Linked DNA regions of Homo sapiens: region 1 is linked to region 2. The links are chromatin contacts, found by Hi-C or POLR2A ChIA-PET in ENCODE. All regions are on one chromosome and are shown on one strand. Each heading gives the region's core, a stretch centred on a gene start or an enhancer-like site at or near the end of the contact. The rest is flanking DNA. Distances are from core to core; before and after follow the strand shown.

Region 1 (3,165 bases), core at 338-2,837, 73 kb before region 2:
TTTTTTTTTTTTTTTTTTGTATTAAATTGACCCATCTCAAGATGTGTTCTTGTAACACAGTGGTCAGCAAACTTTTTCTGTAAAGGGCCACATTGTAAGCGTTTTCAGTTTTGCAGGCCATATGGTTTCTGCTGATATAGTGTAGAAGCAGCTTTAGACAATATGCAAATGAATGAAGGTGGCTGTGTGCCAATACAACTTTATTTACAAAACCAGATGCTCAGACCACAGACCAGAGTTACCAGCCACTACTGCAAAGGGAACTCAAATGCTGGAAAACAGGACCTCATTTACTACACACATCTGTTTAATCTGCTTCCCAGGTTCCTATACTTAGGGAGCTACCTGAAAGGCCTACACAATGATTTTTCTTAAGGCTATCTAGCTTTCCACACACATTGACCACTGCCGTTCTCAATGTTCAATTCTTCTCCACCAGAAAATAAAAGAGGTAATTTTAGACTCAGTCAAGCATACCCTGTGGGAGTCTGGTGGGGGCCCTCCCAGGGTGTGTAAGAACAGGCAGCCTGTGGCGGGCTTTGTTTTGGGGACACACATGCTCGCAGAGCCCACAGGCCAGAACGTCTCAGTCACCAGTTTTTCTCTTTGTTACAGCTGGTGTGACCCTGCCTGGCCCAGCGCTGGGGGAGCTAAGAAAGCCAGCCTCCCTCAGCCCTGAATGCTGAAAACCTGGGACCATGGGGTCACCCATTTGACAGCGCAGTGGCCTGGGCACATCTGTGCACTCAGCCATGTGGGAGCAGAGATCCCTGACAGATGACACCTAAGGACAAAGTCACACATGTACACGGTTCCGGGTACGTGGTCCCCGAGGCCCATCCAGCACACCAAGAACCTTAGCCCCAACACCAATGGGCTCCCGGCACACACATACCACCCTGCACAGCACCCTGGCACCGAACTACTTCCCCAGCACAGCATCGGCCCAGCGGGAACATCCCTCCCGCCATGAACTTGAGCCTCCCTGCCCACGCTAAGGAGCCAGACAAGTGTCTGGGCTGTACCTTCCGCTCTCTGCGTGTCCAGCTGCTCAGGCCTCCTCGGGAATGGGAGAGAAACCCGGCTCTGCCCAGCAGCCAAGACTTCTTTCCTCTTTATCCAGGCTGCCCAAAGGTGATAGGAGAGTGGATTCAGGACCCAAGCCTCCTCTAGCTCACAAACCTACCCACCTGAGGAAGATCAGTGACCAGAAGCCGGCCAGACACGGGAAGTCCGCGAAGCTTACCTAAATAGAGACCCAGCCGGGGGAAACCAAATGGTGTTCTTGGTGGGGAAGAGGCAAACAGTCCGCACTGCAACACCCGCGTGGTGTCAAGTAACAGTCAGATTAAACAAACAGCCTCAGCTGCTATTTTTACTTCCAAATCAGCCACGAGTAACAGATCACTTGGGGAGTGAGAAATTGCTTGCCGCTTAGCCGGACCCTAACCACGATTCCAACTTCAATCCAGAATGATTGCTAAAGCTATTCCAGCACCTAGAGTCAAATAAAAATATCCCGAGGTGGGAAGGAAAACATTTGTTTAGGGAAACATTAAAAACAGGAGAGTGTGTGCCTTGGAGCCAGAGCCCAGAGCCCTGCTGATGTCCCGGGGCAGAAATAGCCCGTTTCATCATCGGCTCTGGACGACCGCCGCCCGCATTCCTCGAGTAAGGAGCCGTCCTCTGCTGTGCTTTTGGAGCAGAATAATCTGCAGCTAGGGGAAGGCCAGGCTGGGTCTCAGGGTGAGAGTTACAGAAGGATATGAAATAATCGGGGAAGAGGCAAGGTAAGTGTCCACTTGGTAAGCTTGGCTACAGCAAGCCCGGTTGTTTGCAAAGTCCAAGCACCAGTGGACAAGTCCCGTTCTGCCAGGCTCCCCTCTCCACCTCTGGGAAGGGCTGGCCTCCCTTCAACCCTGAGGTGGGCTCATGCCTGCCTTCCCAATGGCTGCTTTCTGTCTCAGGCTGGGGTCACCTGCTCCCCAAACTGCCCACAGATCCCCCAACTTTTTCCACTGGCTTTTCCTTGGCTTGTGCCATGCCAGCTCCCAGAGTGCCTTCCTTACTCTCCCAAGCTGGCCCTAGGATAGTCTGCTTGCTACCAGGATTTAATGCAAGAGTGGGTTTTTTTCCCCCTTTCTCTCCAAGGTTCTTTTTTATGCTTCCCTGACTGTGGCCTGAGAAAGCGGAGATGACTGGCCCCCGCTGGGTGTCCTGCTCTGTGCAGCGCTCAAAGCCTCTGCAAGTTTGCAGTGTGCTGTGTCTTTGGGTCTATTTGTAGACTGTCCCTTCTGCCCCTGTGGGCTCTTCAAGGGCAGCAACCTGTGTCCCAGCCCCAAGCTGGGGCCTGGCACCACCTCCAGCCTTGAACCGGCTGACAGCCAGGGCCACAGGGACCCAGGTCTATGTACTTTTGTCTAAACCAAGTCACAAAGAACAGCTCCTCCTTGCCCTGCAGACTAAGGTGTGAGATTCCAACCAGCAGGAGCATTCAGACCCGCCTCCTCCTGGGAGCCTCAAGACTTGCCTTTTGCCCTGAGAGCTTCAGAACCTCGCTGTGGGGATGATTACTTGCTGCTCCGCACTCAGAGATGCTTTGAGGGAGGCCCAAAGTGAACCCCTCAATTTTACCCACCCACCTCCCTACCTCCCCATTTGCCAAAACAAACGCATGCCAAAAGGTCAGACAAAAGCCATCAACTTGAGATGGGAGCCAACATTTAAAAAGTACACAGGATTTTGAGCCCTGGCTCCATTATTTCCTGGTCAGTTGACATGTCACATACTTACCCTTCCTGAGCCTCAGTTTACCCATCTCTAAAGTGGAGAGAATGCCTGTGCTCTGTGGGATTCAGGGTCAGGGGAGCTCATGTACATGAATATGCTCGTCTATTGCAAAGCTTCCCAAAATGTTAGTCATTTATTTGTTATTTTTTCCCATGATTTTTGCTACACCTCAACCATCTGTATCAACATTTACTTACTATTTTCCTTTAAAGAAAATTTAAATTGACTTGCTTTTTTTCTTGAACAGAAGAACTTTATGGAAAACAACAATACTTAATAGATCATGGATTTGACATATTTGTTAATTTCCCTCCCTCCCAGTACACATTGAAACAAATTTACAGTCAGTTCATATGTCATCTGTTTGACCCAAAT
Region 2 (3,172 bases), core at 287-2,786:
CTTCCCCGTCATCCCCACTCTCCTTCCACCTGCTCTCTAGCTCACTGAAGTCTTCCATCTCCCCATCCCACTGAACCTGTTCTCACCAAGGAAAAAAATCCCCAGGTGGAACTGCTTCAATGGTCAGGGGACACATTTCAACCTTGTGCTACTTGACTTCTCTGCTGCATTCAACACTCACTGGGCAGCCCTCGCTTCTTGCTTTCCAAGGCACCTTCTCCCAATTCTCCTCCAACCTCCTGGACCATCCCATCTCAGTCACCTCTGTTGGCCTCTTGCCAGCCTTATTTCTGAATGTTGGTCTTCAGGCCATCTCCTTGCCCCATCTTTGCTTTTTGCGCTTTTAGGCAACCCATCCAACATCTTCCCTTTGATGCTCTGATACCCCTGGAATTGTTGCTGCGAAACTAGAGCTTTCTCCTAAGTTCTGCCTGGGGATCCCACATCACAGAGGGCGAAGGCTCAGGACAAAGAGAATGGCCACACCTCCTTCTTTTCCTGTGTTTCCATTCAAAATAAATGGCCTCACCATCTTCCACTCACTCAAGCCAGTGCCCACTCCCCCTCCTTCATGCCCTGCATTCAACCCCTTCCTCACCTTTCTTGTTATCGCACCAAAGGTCAGGCCTTACCCTCTCGACTGCACCTGCAGTACCTCATCACCTGCAAAGTAGCCTCACTCTATTGCACAGGGACTCTCTCTTTCTCTCTACATATATTTTCTATATATTTTTGAAAATAAATATTTCAATGCTAGGCATTTCACCCTAAATACTCTGCAAGGTCTCTTCTAAGAATAAGAGTGGGGCAGTCTCTTGCAGTGGAAAAGGACTGGGATTGATAGAAAGGCCTGGACCCACAGCCGACCTGGGCCAGTTGCTGAGCCCCTGTTGACTTCCTTTGCAGAGTGGGGCTCTGTGCATTTCTCTGACCCACAGAGTGCTGCGGGGCTCTGTTGTTAATGTGCCTGATCCATTGGAGCTGGTCACACTGGAGCTGTAGGCTTCTAGTTCAAGCCCCACCAACTTTCTTTTGCAGCTTGCAGGGGGAAGGCAGAAAACCAGCCGGGGGCAATGGCCAGCACTGAAAAGGAGAAAAAGGGAGGCCTTGTTAGTTTAAGTAATGTGTCCAGAAGATAAATCTTGTGAGAAGGTCTGTGTATGGTTATGCATGTTTGGAAATGTTTTGGGTGTCATGTTGGCTTGGTAGGAATAGAATGTCATGATACAGCAGAAACCGGTGGATTTCCACAAACACATCACAATCAGCAGGAAGAGAGTGTCTTGGTCAGCAGGACAGCAGGAGATGCAGGGCTGATAAAGAGGAAGAGCTCCCAGGCTTTCCCCACTTCAGAGAGGGAGGCCTGGGTGGAGCTGGGAGCAGTGGTGCTGGAGACAGAGTGGGCTCTCTTGGGGAGGGCTCGGGCATGGACTGAAGTGACACTGAGCCTGTCAGCTAAAGATGGCCCTGAGCTGTCCCTTGGCCACTGTCTGTGAGTCATTGAGTAACGTGAGTACATGTGGCCCGGCCCGCAGTCTCGTCTGCATGGAAGGAGACCTGGTTGGAAGCTGCGGTGCTCATTTCCTGGAGGCTCCTCTGAGCTAACTCCTGCTGGCTCCAGGGCAGCCTGTGTCCGACCACCCCTTGCCCACCCTCTTAGCACCGAGCTCCTAGGTCCAGCACATTTTGCTTGTTACCCTTCGATTTACATATCTGACAGTCACAACATCTACTTGAGAACTATTTTAGGAGCCCTCTGGTGTTATCAGGAAGCAGCAGTAACATAGCGGAGCTGCCGGGAATTTTTCCCTGGTGTTTGTATAGGAGCCCACCTAGGGAGCATTTCAACAATCAGTGGGGCTCTCTTCTTGCTGATGATATCATGGTCCCATGAGACCATAACCCCCAGAATGGGAAGCTGCCAAATCAGTAGGCCACCACTTTTCGATTTGGTGCTCAAAGATTTTTGGCCAGAGGAACCTTATCAAGTAGAGATGGTCCCTAATTTAAGATGATTTGATGTAAGATTTTTTGACTTTATGATGGTGCAAAAGCCATATGTATTCAGTAGAAACAGTACCTTGAATTTTGAGTTTTGATCTTTTCCTAGGCTAGTGATATGCAGTATGATACTTTTACATGAGATATTCAACACTTTATCGTAAAATAGGTTTTTTGTGTTAGATGATTTTGCCCAACCATGGGCTAATGTAAGTGTTCTGAGCACGTTCAACTAGGCTAGGCTGGACTGTGATGTACAGTAGGTTAGGTGAATTAAATACATTTTTTTTGAGACAGAGTCTCACTGTGTTGCCAAGCCTGGAGTGCAGTGGTGTGATCATGGCCCACTGCAGCCTTGTCCTCCCAGGTTCAAGAGATTCTTGTGCCTCACCCTCCAAAGTAGCTGGGATTACAGGCATGTGCCACCATTCTCGGCTTATTTTTGTAATTTTTAGTAGAGATGAAGTTTCGTCAAGTTGGCCAGGCTGGTCGTGAACTCCTGGCCTCAAGTGATCCATCTGCCTTGGCCTCCCAAAGTGCTGGGATTACAGATATGCACTACCACACCCAGCCTAAAGGCATTTTTGACTTACAATATTTTTTAACTTAGATGGTTTTATTGAGATGCAACTCCATCATAAATTGAGGAACATCTGTATCACATTGTTAGAGTAATATTTTCTTGGCCACAGATGCCAGCACCATGCTTCCTGTACAACCTATAGAACTGTGAGCCAACTAAATTTCTTTTCTTTATAAATTACCCAGCCTCAGATATTTCTTTTGAGCAATGTAAGAATGCAAGAATGAACTAACACAGAAAACTGGTACCAAGGAGTGGGGCATTGCTATAATGATACCTGAGAAAGTGGAAGTGGCTTTGGAACTGGTTAATGAGCAGAGATTGGAAGAGTTTGGAAGGCCCAGAATAAGTCAGGAAGATGAGGGAAAGTTTGGGATTTCTTAGAAACTGGCTACATGGTTGTGACCAAAATGCTGATAATGATATGGGGAGTGAAGTTCAGGCTGAGGAGGTCTTAGATGAAAATGAGAAAGTTATTGGGAACTGGAGTAAAAGTCATCCCTGTAATGCCTTAGCAAAGAGCTTGGCTGCATTGTGTTCATGTCTAGGGATCTGTGGAAGTTGGAACTTAAGAGTGATGACTTAGGG

The links. Hi-C counts contacts between places; a loop is a spot of excess contacts on that map. ChIA-PET counts read pairs that join two places held with the same protein, here RNA polymerase II (POLR2A). Pooled maps may share reads with other maps.
Region 1: a loop to region 2 is called in a map of heart left ventricle, with 2.7 times the contacts of the local background. The contact joins the promoter of C10orf71-AS1 here to the enhancer-like site in region 2. A Hi-C loop is called at or near these places in 17 of 168 maps with a recorded cell type or tissue (K562, Right ventricle myocardium inferior, Right ventricle myocardium superior and 8 more) and 11 of 50 pooled maps. POLR2A ChIA-PET finds 5 or more read pairs at or near these places in 1 of 52 experiments (K562).

Annotation. Positions count from the first base shown.
Region 1 is chr10:49,297,315-49,300,479 of GRCh38, reverse strand. It overlaps C10orf71-AS1 (C10orf71 antisense RNA 1), which reads left to right and starts at 1,587. Exons shown (of 2, transcript NR_108038.1): 1 at 1,587-1,790. C10orf71 (chromosome 10 open reading frame 71) reads right to left here and starts at 1,310. Exons shown (of 3, transcript NM_001135196.2): 1 at 1,247-1,310.
Region 2 is chr10:49,223,880-49,227,051 of GRCh38, reverse strand. No RefSeq gene overlaps it. Among named protein-coding and RNA genes, the nearest start is that of TMEM273, 37 kb to the right of the region's middle. Within about 2 kb of position 1,536, at least 3 of the 41 ENCODE cell types and tissues checked have a DNase peak (open chromatin) inside an H3K27ac peak, as active enhancers do; they include heart left ventricle and psoas muscle, where a contact is called at or near this core.